2 separate regions of the Homo sapiens genome follow, and region 1 is linked to region 2. Evidence: read pairs that join two places in POLR2A ChIA-PET (ENCODE). Cell type or tissue: Panc1. All regions are shown on one strand.

What was found. Peaks named below come from ENCODE experiments on the same cell type or tissue, not always from the same donor. Only the 100,000 strongest peaks of a DNase experiment are listed, where the experiment ranks them.
Region 1: POLR2A ChIA-PET joins it to region 2 with 10 read pairs; 2 of 35 experiments call an interaction of 5 or more read pairs at or near these places.

The regions. Positions count from the first base shown.
Region 1 is chr5:57,983,226-57,991,225 of GRCh38, forward strand. No RefSeq gene overlaps it. Among named protein-coding and RNA genes, the nearest start is that of LINC02225, 88 kb to the left of the region's middle. In Panc1, no CTCF peak of the experiment used is centred here; no DNase peak of the experiment used is centred here; H3K27ac peaks cover 2,450 bases.
Region 2 is chr5:58,136,364-58,144,363 of GRCh38, forward strand. No RefSeq gene overlaps it. Among named protein-coding and RNA genes, the nearest start is that of LINC02101, 18 kb to the left of the region's middle. In Panc1, no CTCF peak of the experiment used is centred here; no DNase peak of the experiment used is centred here; H3K27ac peaks cover 3,920 bases.

The DNA of each region.
Region 1 (8,000 bases), 150 kb before region 2:
ATGGTAACTTGCTTCTTTCCATTATATGTCAGCTTCGCACACTAGATCTCATACCCCATGTGACCAGCGTTGATCTCTCTTTCACAGTCACTACAGAAATAGGGGTAAAGGAGATGCACCTCCCTAAGTTGCTACCAGAGGATATCTAGTTGCTAAACAATAGGCAATAAATAATGTTATTTCCCTTCTCATCACTATTACTGATCCAATTTTTATTCAGAATCCACAAATTATCACCTTAACAAGATTTCTAGCCCAAAAGCTTCACTTCCCATTATCATTGCCTAAGCACTAGGAGCAGTGGCTCTCCTTATACACCTACTGAGCAAAGGACAATGACGTTTGTCTGTGATTTTCTTATGTCTCCCCTCCTGGGTACTCTCTCTCTGTGAGGGAATATCACGTGATCTCCCTCATGGCCATCCTGGGACTCACATAAATTAAGGATTCAGTCTTGTGAATTCAACATTTGTATAGAAATATACATTCTTTCCATTGTCCCCACATTGCTCCTTCTCTATCCATGGGCCAGTGATTTGCATCCAGTATACACTTATTAACTATTGGTAGGGTTAACTATTTGCATGGTCAATAGGACATCAGGAAATCTGAGCATGGGGTAGGGGTTTTTTTATATGTATCTCTTATGAATAAAAACTATCAGCAGCATATCTTTTAGTATCATATCAGGGCATTAACCAGCCTACACAAGGATACATAATTCTAACATACATTTTTCCCTATTTAATTTTTTCTACTTTATAAAATTATTTTATATCCTTTTTAATTTTTGTCAAACTTTTTATACCAATAGTAACATTTTTATATCATTATAATTATATCTGTACTAATTATGTGATGGATCAATTTGAGATGATAATCAGGATCCATATTTAATTAAAATATTGGATATATATATACAGATGCTCCTAAACTTATGATGGGGTTACATCCTGATAAACCTATCATTAAGTTGAAATTATCTAACTTGAAATAGCTAGTAGCTAAATAATAGGTAATAAATAATGTTATTTCCCTTCTCATCACTATTACTGATCCGATTTTAATTAGAATCCACAAATTGTCACTTTACCAAAATTTCTAACCTGAGAGCTTCACTTGCCGTTGTCATCTCTTAAGCACTCAGGGCAGTGGCTTTCCTTATACACCTGCTGAGCAAAGCCTGGTGACATTTGTCTGTGATTTTCTTATGTCTTTCTATATAGAATTTCTATGGAGACTCCTAGAAAATCCCACGTACTTGTGATTTCACCTGTAAAAAGGAGAAATGAGAGACACCATTCAATTAGTTTGGTACATTCAAACTAATTGTAACACACCTAACCTACCAAACATCATAGCTTAGCCTGGCATATTTTCAACATGCTCAGAACACTTACATTAGCCTATGGTTGGGCAAAATCATCTGTCAACACAGTACACTGTAGGGTGTCGTTTGTCTACCCTCTTGATCACGTGGCTGATTGGGAGCTGTGGCTCAGTGAGAGAGTATCCTACCGCATATCGCTAGCCTGGGAAAAGATCAAAATTCAAAATTTGAAATATGGTTTCTACTGAATGCATATCACCTTTGCATCATCACAGAGTTGAAAATTCATAAGTTGTACTATCATAAGTCAGTGACCATCTGTGTATATAAAATCACATATAAAAAAAAGGAAGGAAAAAAATATATGTATGTATATGTGTGTATGTGTGTATGAATGATACAGTTTGGATTTGTGCCCCAGCCCAAGTCTCATGTTGAATTGTAATCCCCAATGTTGTAGGTGGGGCCTGGTGGGAGGTGATTGGATCATAGGGATGGATTTCCCCCTTTGGTGTCATTCTCGTGATAAAGTTCTCATGAGATCAGATTGTTTAAAAGCATGTGGCACCTCCAACCTCTCTCTCTTCTTCCTGCTTTGGCCATGTTAAGACGTGCTATTTCCCCTTCACCTTCTACCATGATTGTAAGTTTCCTGAGGCTTCCCCAGCCATACCTCCTGTACAGCCTGTGCAACTGTGAGCCAATTAAACCTCCTTTCTTTATAAATTATCCAGTCTCAGGTAGTTCTTTACAGCAGTGCCAGAACAGACTAATACAATGTATGTATAGGTATATATATACATACACACACACACACACACATATATGTACAGTATGTTTACTGGATGAGGTTGTTCAAGAAATAAAGATAGTAAAGACATTCAACTGTGTATGCAAAGCAATGAGGTTTGTTTTTGCTAATCAATGAAAAAAGAGAGCAAATTTGTCCCAAAATAGTGTCAAGTTAATCAGATAGCTATGCTACAACCATTTATCATCAGGCACCCATCCTTCTGTTGCAACCATGTAACCAAATATCCTCTCACAATCATTTTTGATTTTGCCTTCCCAAGACCAGTTTCTAAATTTAGAAAAATAAAATTTTAAAATATCCTTTGAAACTAAAATTATCTTTCAGATTTCCTAGTAGACTCCTAGAAAATCACATGGATTTGTTATTTTACCTGTAAAAAGGAGAAATGAGAGAAGCTATTCAATGTTTGGTACATTCAATATTTTTAAATTAGTTAACACTATTGTAAGAGCTATATGGGGAGATTTGTAAATCAAAGAGAAGATTGGCCTTCCGTGTGTTGATTTTTTAGAGATAAAATCACCAGCATGGCACATGTATACATATGTAACTAACCTGCACGTTGTGCACAGGTACCCTAAAACTTAAAGTATATATAAAAAAGAGATAAAATGTTACTAATATCAATGTCCCAAAGACTGTACACTTTAAGGAATAAATTGGGGGGCCTTGGTGTCTGTCTATATCCTATCTGTGATGAGATGTTCTTATCCTCAGGGGAAACATTGATCAGGCCCTGATGGGATAGCTGTGCACTGCACCCCAATTGAGCACTTTACTTTCTTCAATTTTGTTACTGATTACTGTAATAAATTCATGACAGCCCTTCAGTTTCATCAACAGACGGTTTCTGAGTTATCTGATGCTTGCCTGAAGTCTCTGCTATACACTTCAAGTTACAGTCTGTTTCTTCAATAAAGTGGGATGGTCTCAGAACCTTGCGAAAAGGACCATAACTGATATTCCTAACTATTGATATTTCAACAAAAAATATGTGGGTGCAAGCTTCAGTGCTTAAAGCTGAAATAATTTAGACAGCTTTCTGACCATAGCAAACTGAGTCTTTTCAGTCCAATGAAATGATTTTATTAAAAGAGATTGCTGACTGAAACTCTAGCAGAAATAATAATTACTTAAGGAAAAGTGAATGAACTGATAAAGAAAAATTACCTGTGATTTTTTTTTAAATATCATGGATATTGTTTTAATGCTCTTTTTTCTGATTGGTATATAAGGGGGCTTTTCTCTTTATTTATTGTGAATCCTCAATTTAGTAGACTGTGCCTTTGTAACTAAAGCAAAACTTTAATTGGTATCTGATTCTCATTGATTCCTCAGAATTCTGAAAAAATACTTTTACTGGGCCTCATTACTTTTCATGGTAATAAATTTATTTGCATAGGTTCAATAAAAATCTGTTCTCTTACTTAACAAGATATAAATAGACAAATCTGAGATAGGAGGCCAGACTTGACTCAGGAGACAGGACTTGACTCTGGAGGCAGAGCTCAGACACTGGACCAAATTCAGGACTAGCTAAAACAGGGAGAGGTAGAAGCAGCTTTCCACCAACAACACCCACCAGTGTGCCATGCCAGTTTACCATTGCCATGGCAACACCAGGGAGTTACTGCCTCTTTCCATGGCAATGACTTGATGACTCAAAAGTTACTCCCCCTTCCCTAGAAATTTCTGCACAAGCTGCTCCTTAATCTACATATAATTAAAAGTAGGAATAAATATGACTGCAAAACTGCCCTGAGCTGCTGCTCTCTGCCTGTGGGGTAGCCTTGCTCTGCAGGAGCACTCATGGAGCTGTAACACTGCTACTTCAATAGAGCTATTTTTTTTTCTGCCTCTGGCTTGCCCTTGAATTCTTTCTTGGGCAAAGCTAAGAAGTGTTATGGGCTAAGCCCCACTTTGGGGCTCACTTGTCCTGCATCAAATTGATTTTGCAACAAACTCCATGGTTGGTGTGTCAGTCGTATAAAGAGTAATGCTCATTTAATCAGCTATGACAAGCCTACCACTAAGGTACAAGGATTGATTTGATATATGAAGTTAATGCCTGCAAAATCCTCCCAGGAAAGCCAGGTTGGTCTCTGTCTTTCTTACAGGGTTCCAGCTTCACAGCTGATTAAAAAAAAAAAAATCACTCCCTAGCAGACCAGGGACCTTAGTTTACTTTAAGTAGATTGAAGGGAGAGAAATTCACTTACATTTATGAATAAAGCAGGTGAGGAAGTTTCTTGGGCTATGGTTCCTATCCCTAGGTAGAAGAATAAATAATTGGAAGCATTTATAAGTCAAATCTAAGAGTTTTTATAAAAATTTCCAGGCAGAAGCTAATCACTGGTTCAGTGTTGCTCAATGCCAAATAGCTCTAGATTTACTGAGCAAACTCAAGGAGGCTAACAAAAGTAATTAACTCCTCTTGTTCTACATATGTAAGTAATCAGGCCAAAATATGAGACTAGCCTTATTTAGTTAATCAAGAATATTTTTGCAGATTATTTGCAACCAAAACGGGAGACTTAAAAAAATAGTATCTAAAATCTAAAAATAAGTAAAAAGTTGGGGAAGGCATGTCCTTTCAATATCACTTGGGTGCTGTTTAACAAGACTACTGGATGATTTATTTAATTCTCTAGGAGGGTGTATATGTTTAATTTGTTATTCACCATTTAGTTTTCATCCAGACATATGTTAATTTGTGTACTTCTATTCAGTTGAAAAGATAACCTCAAATTTTGTGCTGTCATTGCCCTACAGGACATTAAGTAGTTTTTAAAATTTAACCCAGAAATCTTATTCTAACCTGCCTTTCCTCCCTCCCTCCTTCCTTTCCTTCCTCACTCTCTCCCTTCTTCCTTCTTTTTTTTTTTTGTTTTTATTTAATGCTTGTAAGTATCCAGTTTCTCAAATGTTTTTGAAACTAGCTTTATCATCTCACTAGTTTTTTTTTTTTTTTTTTTTTTTGAGACGGAGTCTTGCTCTGTCACCCAGGCTGGAGTGCAGTGGTGCCATCTCGGCTCACTGCAAACTCCGCCTCCCAGGTTCATTCCATTCTTCTGCCTCAGCCTCCCGAGTAGCTGGAACTACAGGCACTCGCCACCAGGCATGGCTAATTTTTTGTATTTTTAGTAGAGACGGGGTTTCACCCACCGTGTTAGCCACGATGGTCTTGATCTCCTGACCTCGCGATCCGCCTGCCTCAGCCTCCCAAAGTGCTGGAACTACAGGCGTGAGGAACCACGCCCGGCCACTAGTTTCCTCTTTATTAACTTAAACATTTAAAAATATGCAACATTTATATCTATATGAATTAATTATTTGAGCTTCTGTAAATTATACTTTGATACCATTAGATCACACCATATAAGAATCTGTTTATTTTGGCTATGAGCACAGCCTCTTCTGCATTTCTTCTGTAGATAAAAATATAAGCTTTTACTTATGTGTGTATAATAACATTGCTCTCCTGCTTCTAAAAAGGAATTGAAGTAGCTTACATTTAAAGTAACAGTGTGGCACGTTTGAACCCATGTGGAATCCTCTGCTGGATTTGAAAAATGTCTGAGCAAGTTTGACAAATGAGTGGGAGATACTCATCAGAATACCATTTTCCTGATGATCTGTGAAGTGTTTTGGCACCTAGTGCATTCTAGAGAACAGAATGCCCATTTGGTGTTATCATTTTGGAATATCAGTTTTTTTCAATGGTGGCATCTGCAGTGGTACCCAACAGAGTGTGTGGTACCCAGTAGGAGCTGGTGATACCCAGAAGGAGAGAGTAGCATCTGCTAGAGTGGCAGTGGTGCCTAAAACAGTGATGATACCCAACACAGCAGAACAGCCTTTGGAGGAGACAGCTGCTGTATTGGCAAATGGAAGCAGTTCAGAAAGGAATTAAGCAAATGTAGTCCAAGTGCATTGCTTATTAGAACTTGCTAGAAAAAAAAAAGAATTTGACATCAATATTACTTTAATGATGTCTCTTGAATATTATTAATCTGAAATCCATTTTTGATAGGAACTCCCTGGAGAATGACTGAAAGGCAGCTTTTTTGAGTTTTATTGTTCATTGTAAAGACATTTGCATGCTCTCAATAGAGAGGTAGTAATGTTGTTATTCTGTTAAGGAAATTAAGGAGTCTTAATGTTTTCACCTAAACAGAGCACAAACCTCTTCCCACGGAAGGTGAGTCATAGTGTACCCAGAGGCAGAACCAACAAAGCCTTCAGAAAAGAGACTCAAATCTGATCCAAAGTGCAAACGAGTGAAGCTGGGAACAGTCTACTATCAGCGGTTTAGAAATCACTTGATAATTAAGATGTGTACAATAGATATTTTATTCTCTTCTTTCTTTTCTCATTTTAGCAGATTGGTGATAATAAAGAAGTTCACCGGCCTATTCAATTAATCTAAAAGACAGTCTGTATTACCTGAAAGAAAATTAGATAAGTGTAGCAAATAGTAGAAAATGTGTTATTAATACTATTCTGGGAATGCAATGGATTTAAAGCATTGTCAATGACAGTGAGAATACATATAGCTACTGTGGTAAGTGCAGGGTGTTTGTTAAATGAAAGTTACTAAATAACATCCAGCATTGAGTCAATTGGTTACGGTTCTAAGAATCCCTGTTGTTTTTCTCTTATAACAATTGTGAGACTATTGAGAGCAAAATGGAAACTGAGTTAAGTAATAATAACTGAATGAGAATCCAGTGTTGTAAGCATCCTTTGATTGAAAGGAGGCACTATCGATTTCATTGCTTTTAAAACCCAAATTCTGCTTCTGAGAAAAATCTGACTTTTGAATTACCTCACGTTACTAAGGCATGTAGTCAGTAATGGAGCTAAACTATGTTGGATTTTGGGGACTAGAGCTGTGATCTAACTAATGATGCAGGGAAAATAGCAAGCTAAAATTTATTTTTCTTGCTAAACATGTTGCTGTTTAAGAAGGCCATGCCCTTCATGACTAAGAAAAGATTTTGTTAGAAGTGAGAAAAAAGAAAAGGATGATCTTGGAAGAAACTGTCAATTTGCTGTTCACTTCGATAGTAACTGGAGCATTTTATTATGACTTAAACTCGATGTCATGAAAGGGAGATTAGGGAGAAATTTCTGAAAAATATTTTAACACACCCATATCTTAAAACATTCTTTTGGGCTTGTGTAGTATTCAAAGTATTTGCATAAAATGGAAATGCAGGTTTTGTAGAGTTCATTAATCGTAGTATAATTAATGAGGGTGTTAGGGGTCTTGAGAGAGCTGGTCCATTTCTTCTACAGAAAGATAAGCAAACTGTAAAGAAAAGATGTACTTGACCTGCAGGGATGCAGTTACGGAGCAGGAGGGGAGCCTAGGTCTCTGGATTTGTGGATGATGTTCTTTCATAGACTGCAGTGCAGTACCAGAGGAAGCTGTATTGGAACCTTGAAACAGTCCAGGGCAACATTTCTCTTTCTCCTCTCTAATCACCCAGGATATATTGAATCTTTCTTGTTTTGATCAGTTTTGTGTGGTAGATTTGATGATTCCTGTGTCTATACAGGTTCTTGCTACTACAAGGGACAAGATTCGGCTATCTGTCAGTTGGAGAAATGTCTTTGACTTTTTCTAACTGTTAATTTCTTTCATCCTTTCCCTCTAAGTCTAACAAAATGTATTCAATGTTTACTACATATTTTAATTCAAACTTTCATTAAAGTACTAAATGATAAAGGGAAAATCATTTTATCATGAGTTCCAGGTCAAATCAGTCAGTGTTCACTGGATGTAAATTCAGACTGATTCTCAGCAGCAGATGATCTAAGTAAGAAAAAATACTTTCATATCGATTAGTG
Region 2 (8,000 bases):
CTCTTATATTTTAAGATATTCTTCTTATTATATAATGAGAAAAGTCTAGCAGAGTGAATATTATTCTCTGAGATGGAAGAGCTTACAGAAGAGCTGTACACCTCTCAGGGGCCATGTGACGTTAAAGGGTTAACTTCATGGTCTCACGACTCATAGCCACACAGGACCCCATGCTTGGGAGGGCCCACACTTGGTTTGATGTTCTGTTGTCTCAGTCTTTCCATTCTTAATAATTCATGAACCAGGTGTCCTGCATTTTCACTTGGACTGGGCACCGCAGATTATGCAGCTGGTCCTGGACATCAAGCTAAGCCCTAGGCTACAGCCTCGATAGCCTCATTTAACAAAAACTGTGTGAATGTGTATGTGTGTGTGCTCTGCAATCTTCGAAAACAGTATTAGAATCATTTCTAAAAAGGATATTTATATTTAGAAATTATAACCTTCTCAATGTACCTGATTCTTCTTGGAAGTATTTCATATCATTCTTAATCAAAATATTTTCTCTTCATCTAATTTTTACTGGGTAAAATGAAAATACATGAGAAAAATATGTAAATGAAAAACCAATTATTTTTTATTATCAGTAATTCTGAATGGCAGATAGAAATAAGTGAATAGGGATACATCTAGAATTTTCAGCTCTTAGGGCACCTGGAGGAGGAATATCTGAATATTCCCTCAGGAATATTCACAGGTCCTGGTCTGAAGTAAGAAGAGCATCAGTAATTTAAAGATTTCCTTACATTTATCACCTAAATCAACTAACATTTTACCTCAACGTCTGTCCCCAAACCAGTTTTCTTGCTCCCAATTCCCATGTTTATTTCTTGGTCTTCCATGTTTTAATTTCTCACTATGAGAATTGTTCATCATGGAAATGTTTGCATTCCCTTACTCACTTGGCCTTTGCTGGTAGTCTGGACTTAAGCAACTGTGTACTCATCTTCTCAGAGATTAATTTTGATATTCCAAGCATTTTTTAGTTTCAAATCAATTGGGATGAGTTGAATTGTGTCCTGCCCTTCAAAAATTAGATATGTTGGGCTAGACACGTGCTGTAGTTCCAGCTACTCAGGAGGCTGAGCCCAGAAGTTCAAGGCTGCAGTGTGCTATGATGGGATCTGTGAATAGCCACTGTGCTCCATCCTGGGCGACTAGCAAGACCCTGTCTCTGGCAAAAATGAAAAAATAGATATGTTGGAATCCTAAATCTCAGTACCTCAGAATGTAGCCTTATTTGCAGATATGGTCTTTACAGAGGTAATCAATTTAAAATGAGGTCTTTAGAATGGGCTGTACTCCAATATGACTGCTGTATTTATAAAAGGGGGATGTTTGAACACAGAGACAGACACGCAGAGGGACAATGAAGAAACACAAAGAGAAGATGGCTGTCTATAAGTCAAAGTGAGAGTTCTGGACCGGATTCTTCCCTCAGAGCCCTCGAAAGTAACCAATCCCACCAGCAACTTGATTTTGGACTTCTCATCTCCAGAACTGTGAGACAATTAATTTCTGTTCTTTAAGTCACCCAGTTTGTGATACTTTGTTACAACAGACCCAGCAAGCTAATGTATCAAACATATTAAAAATCTTTAAGGCATACTCTTGTGGTATCCTAAGGTGATGGTTCTTAATTATGACATCTCAACACACTGGTGTGTGAGAGCAGTGTGGGAGGTTTATTATACATCATTGTTCTCACTATTAATAGTTACAGTAAGAATATACCTTTTAAGACTTTTTTGTCTTATGTACAGGAATTGGTTAAGATTCTCTCCATAATAAAATGCATGACTCTCATTCATTTAAATTTTGATATGTTTCCTTGAAATTCATAAAATAGAAAGATAGCTAACGTGCTTGGGACAAACCACCCTGGTTAGGCCTAGTAAAATGTTTTTAGCACATGTGATTGCCATCTGTCCTGTGGGGCTGGGAAAAATATTTGCAACTGCTCTCCATAAGACCAACTATTAAACTCTAACCGCTCTCACAATAGACCCATTTTGAAAGAAGCTGCCTCACCTGCAATTCTATTTTCTAAATGATTTGTATGTTAGTCAGGACATTATTTCCCTCTTCCGTACTATCATTATGGAATTTGCACCAACACAGCTATATCTACTTGATTTTTACTAGGATGCAATAGTCAAAAAAGGAGACACTTATCCCAACCATTACTACATAACCATATTAGATTTATTTTTACTAAATTAACAAACTCAGAATCATAAAACTGGTGGTCAGACACCACCCTTTATTGTTATGTTTCCAAATGCAATAGATATCATTTTTGTCAAAATAATTAATGAACATAAAATTTTATATTTTCTCCAGGTTGATGTTGAATCACTGATAATTACTGAGATTAATCATAGCTAAATATTTAGGAACTTATCTGATTTTCAAAGGTACTTACTAGTGACATTTATGTAAATGGTAGAAAACTAAGCAAAAGTATTTCAAAGGGGGCTCTCTCCAAACGACAGTCTCTAATATAGCTTCATTACTCTTGTCTGGTGCGGAAGGTATTCCTTAGAGTTATTTTAAACAATCATTTTGCAACATCTTTTGACTTAAGACTCACATTCATAGTAACATGCAATGTTCTGAATACTCAGCACTTTTTAGTCTTTTCATCATTTTTGCAGAATACTGAATAAAAAATTGTTTCATAAAAATCTTTTACTTCAAGTATAAAACTAAAAATTATTTTAATTTTTGAATTAAAAAATATTATTTGAAGTAAAAATTGAATTTTACTTCAATGTACTTTTCAGTAACATTCATATTATATAAAAAAAATTGCAACTTTCCACATTGATCCTATAAAGGCACATAACTTAATTTTTTTGAAATTATTTCATAAAAGGTAAATTTCAGACAAACTTTTAATGACCATGTATGTTGGTTTAGTGACAGTTTATATAAAAATGTTAAACGTTAACATGTTTTAGCAATCAAAATTATACTAAACTGCTTTTGTAACAATATAAACTCTGATGTTTTTTAATTTTAGAAGCTTATATTGATGTCTTATATTTTCTAAAATGCTATGTGAGAGAGAAGGTTTTAAACTGTGAATGCAAACATTTCTTTACCAGTATCCCACTTTGATGTATCTACTCTTTATTGCCAATAAATGAAAACCCAGATTAGATATAATAATGTATTTTGCCTTTAAAAATCGTTATTTTTCGGAAGTTGTAAAACCATCTTATTATTATGCAAAATATTTTTTATTAAAGGAATACAACCTATAGATCAGGCAAAGATCACTGAGGCAAATGTGTAGAATTGTTATTGTTTATATGTTTGTCCTTAACATTCATATTCCAAGGTCAATGTTCCTGGTGCTTCCTGTCGTTCAGCGATGGTCAATTATAAGTTTAAATTAAACAATTGGTGACTATAAGGCAAGAGCATTTAGAGCTGTATGATTGGAGATGGAAGAAAAGGTGTTCAGATGAGTCATGGTTATACTCACCAGAGCTCTCCTGCCATCTTACCCTATTAAGTAGGTTACTGAAGGCTCTCATGTTGTTCTGTGTTAAAGAAAATAAATATTAAAATAATCTTAGTTACTGTAAGATTGGATTAAGACGGCTATCTTGGTGTACATGTATGTGTACCCCCCTCCTCCTCGGATGCCCTTGAAATGAGAAAAGTTATCTATATTTTTAAAAGGAAACGAACTGTTGAAAAAGGAATCTTCCTAGCAAACTGGAAGCCTTAAGAAGTTCCTGAAGTATAGAAGTCAAATAGAATTGGAATGACAGAGACACAAGACTAGAGGGCATCATCGCCCAAAACGCATACAGGAGATGACTGGCAAGCTGCTTTGGGGGGTGATCAGAATTGAAAATCAACCAGTATAAAGAGCAGGAGGGTTTTTCAGGGGCACTAGAAAAGGGTTAGCATCTGTGTGAGTCCTTGCAGAAGCAGTAGAATGTTTCCCTGTATTGAAATGGTGACCATGAGCACAGAAAATAGATCAGTGCTATAGGTAGCCAGTGATCCCAGGAAGAAATGATGCTGCCATAGCCTGAAGATGGGTCCTCAGAATATCCCAACAAGATCAGCAAGGCCACCTACCATCACCAGAGGCAAGGTCTGTAATCTGCTAGCCCTCACTGATGGACGAACAGAGCTTCTTAGATACCAACATGAAATAGCTGATGGGATTGTATCATCTTTAAAGCAGGAGATAATGGATAGTATCCAAAACTGATAAAGCAAAACCAGAGCCAAAAGCATATTATTGAAACTTGTGGTAATGAGAGCTAGGATAACTAAGTAGTCAATGACAGCAGGTGAGTCAGGAGATGGTTGCTTTTTATTCTATGAAGTTTGATCTTTGTTTTTGTTTCTCTTCTTGTTTTACAACATACATTATAGAAAACTAGTAAATTATTAGTAAGATAATTCTTTGATCTTGATGCCTATATTAAAAAATTCAATAAAAGTATTTTCACTGCAATAGCTGCACAATTTCCAAATATCTTAAAGAGGATTTTACAAAAAGTAGATGGACATATAACAACAACCACAGTACTTAGCAAGAAAGCAGATTTGAATACATTAGGAAACAATCCACATTACTACATGGGAATAAGCAATAACACAAATGTTAGTTTTTCCAAGATTAATCTTAAAAATTCACAAAAATTCCATGAAGATTTAAAAAACTGAAACCTGAGAAGGTTGTTCTTGAGTTTATCTGATAGATAGGTGGAAGAATAGCTAACTGTTTTTCCCCCAAAGGAACACAGAAAAGAACTTTCCCTACAGTGGACAAAATATAGATAAACTTGTAGAAATTATGAGAGTGATAATGACACAAAAATAGATAATAAGATCAATGGAATGGATTCCCATGACAGGCCTAAGTATGGTTATGACTTATATGATCAAAGAAGCATTTCTTCCCAATAGAGAAAAGAACCATTCTATAAATCATGCTGGGGCAATGGGCGCTCTATTGTTTAAAAAAAAATAAAAAATAAAAAACAAATTTCACTTCATGCCATACATAAATGTTTTATATTACATAGGAAACAAAAACTACTTTTACAAATAAAACTATAAAATATTAGAATACAACACGAGAATTCTTCTTTATTACTGGTTTTTGGGGGATAGGGACATAAATCACAAATATCAAAAAGAAAAACATGAAGCTGTGAACATATGCTTATGTTAAGGAAAAGGAATAAGATTAGGGTGGGAGATTACACACGCATATTCCATACATACATATTTTTGTAGTATTTGAATCTTTTACAACCATAATAAGTTTATTTATTAACTATGTTTTTATTAAATATAGAACCAGCAAAAACTCACAACTAGGAACACCTCACACTTGTCTGTATGAATACCTGGACCACACTTGAGAATCCTGATTGACAATCATTGTGTTAAGCCAGCTAAATTCCCTGCAGCAATGGGATGAGCCCTGCTCCCTGGGTAAGGCCGGTGTGGATGAAGAAGTGGTCAGAGGCTGCATAGGCTATAGTTTAACCTTGAATCACTTTATTACACATATAATGCAGAAAAGTCATCAGAAATTTGCTTGACCTAAGTAGCAAGATAGTTTTGCGAGGAAATTTTTTGTTTACTGGCATTACAGTCACATGGAATTTGAAAGTTGGTAAATTTATCTTTGGCTCTTTTCAGCTTCTTCTATTTTTTTTATTTCTCTTTCTCTCTTTTTTTTTTTTTTTTTTTTTGGAAACTTTCTTCATCCAGAATGTTCTTTCTTTACAATTTCTGAATCTTCGTTGCCCCTGTAATATTGTGACTCCTCACAACCCACAGATGACTTCAACCCAATTCTGCTTTACCTGAAGATTTCAACTTTTCCAGTCAACATTCCCTTTTTACTAGTTCTGTCTGTTCTTACTATTTTATTAAAATCTTATCTAATTGAAATATTGATAAGATGTGAAAATGGTCGCATCACCCAGTGACATTTGCATTAAAAAAGGCGTGTGTTACCCCCAGTACAATCTATAATTAATGGGCTGTGTGGCCAACTCTTGTCAAACAATGTTTCTTATTTTTCCCCCTTTTTGTCATAACAACCACAGAAAAAAATTGTCAGCACTGTTCCAACGGGCTTCTGAAAGGCCCACAACCAAGCATGCTAACTATACAGGAAGCACTTGACTGAGAGCTTAAATATTACCGTGATGACTTCACAGGGAAAAAGTGAGATTAAATTGAGTTCCATGTCATTGCTTTTTGGTCCTTTGTGACCACCCAGATGTTTGAAAACTGATCATCACTGATCAATTTTCATAGATCAAATGTTTCAACATTTGGTCTAGCAATTCTTTAGAAATCCAAGGTATGCTGACAAAATCTAGTTTGCTGAATTGGTTTTCCTCTCATCTGAAATGCCTTAACATGATCTTTTATATTGAGAAAAAGTGCTGTAGTTTGTTGAAACTCCAAATAAAACTGCGCCTTTTTTTGATATTCCTGTTCCATTCTAGGTTCCTGGTGGGAAGAGTCACATCTCATCTCAGTAGCTTTCCTTTTGTAGGGTGCTGCATCCTTCTCAAAATGGGTACATTTTCCTTGTTTGACTAGATACTGATTGTGTCCATCTTACTGACCAATTGCTGAATATTCACTTTCCCCAGAACATGGAACCTCAGCACAGCTTTTTCTCCGTCCTGCCTTTAGTTCTGGGGAGGGCTAACAATAATACATGTAAAATTCTTAGCTCACTGTCTGAAACATAACAGATGCTAAAAGATGAGTGACAGTTATTGATTCTTACTGTTCATTTTCATGCCATAATCACCACTGAAACAGCCCTTATAACGACAGTAAACATATACAGCATGTTTATAAAATGACACAACACTGCTAAGCATGTTCAAGGGGCTTAGCTTGTGACATAGATAGTACCTTAGGTTTCTCATTTCACATGTCAGAAAACTGAAGCTTTGAGAAGTTAAATAACTTATTCAAGTTCACACTGGAAGAGCTGGGATGGAAGCCAATGGTCTGCCTCCAAGCATGGACTCCACAGCATGGAATAAAATGAAGACTCCTATTATTAGCATGATGTCATTATGGTGAGGAAGGATAGAAAGCATCAGTAAAGGAGCTTAGTGTGGAACTAATTTCTCTATAAAGCATGACATTCTCTATTTGCCTTTTTCTATTTATTGTTATCAGCACTTGCCATAAAGCTGTATTTTATCTTCAATGTATCTCCTTTTCTGTTGTCTATGATTAGGAATTTTCTTAGTTTTTAAGAGTCAGAACTCAGTTTTGGGAGAGATTGGGAATTAAATAAATGAGAAATGATTTACTAGGGTCACTTGCAATGGATCACCTTTCCATAGTCTTCAAAATCACTGGTCATGTCTACTAAGAATCAAATGCAGCCTATAGACTTTCATTGCGGCCTAGATTTAGCTCCTTCTCCCCTGCTGAACTCCTTTCAATTTCCCCACTTGAAGTCATTGGTCTCATCTCTTCAACCTGATTTTTTTTTTCTGCTCAATCAGGTGCTGAATAGCTGTCTAGAAAGCCATTATCAGAGGCTTTCTCCCTCCTGCCAAGAAAAGCCTTCAATAGCAAAAAGTTCACATTGCTTCAGATTGCATGCATGCGTGACATCCATAAATCATATAGAAATAATTTGGAAACATGGCTGAGAGATGGTGCAGTGGTGGTACAACACCTTTATGAAGACTATAACATGACCACCCAAGAAAGTTATTTATTCTTGTTACTACAACTACAAGATAATATTTTTTCTGGCTTTTACAAAGTGTATCAGATGACAGGAGGAAGCCTAAGTAAAATGCTGATAACAACTGCTACACTTTTTCTCTAGCATTTATTTACTAAATCATAGATGTTCAAAATAAAAAGGATCTTGAAGGCTCGATTTGCGCATCTCCTTGTCTTAAGCATTTGTCTCCCTTAAAATAATTCCACGACCTCTTTCATTTATCTATGTCAGTATT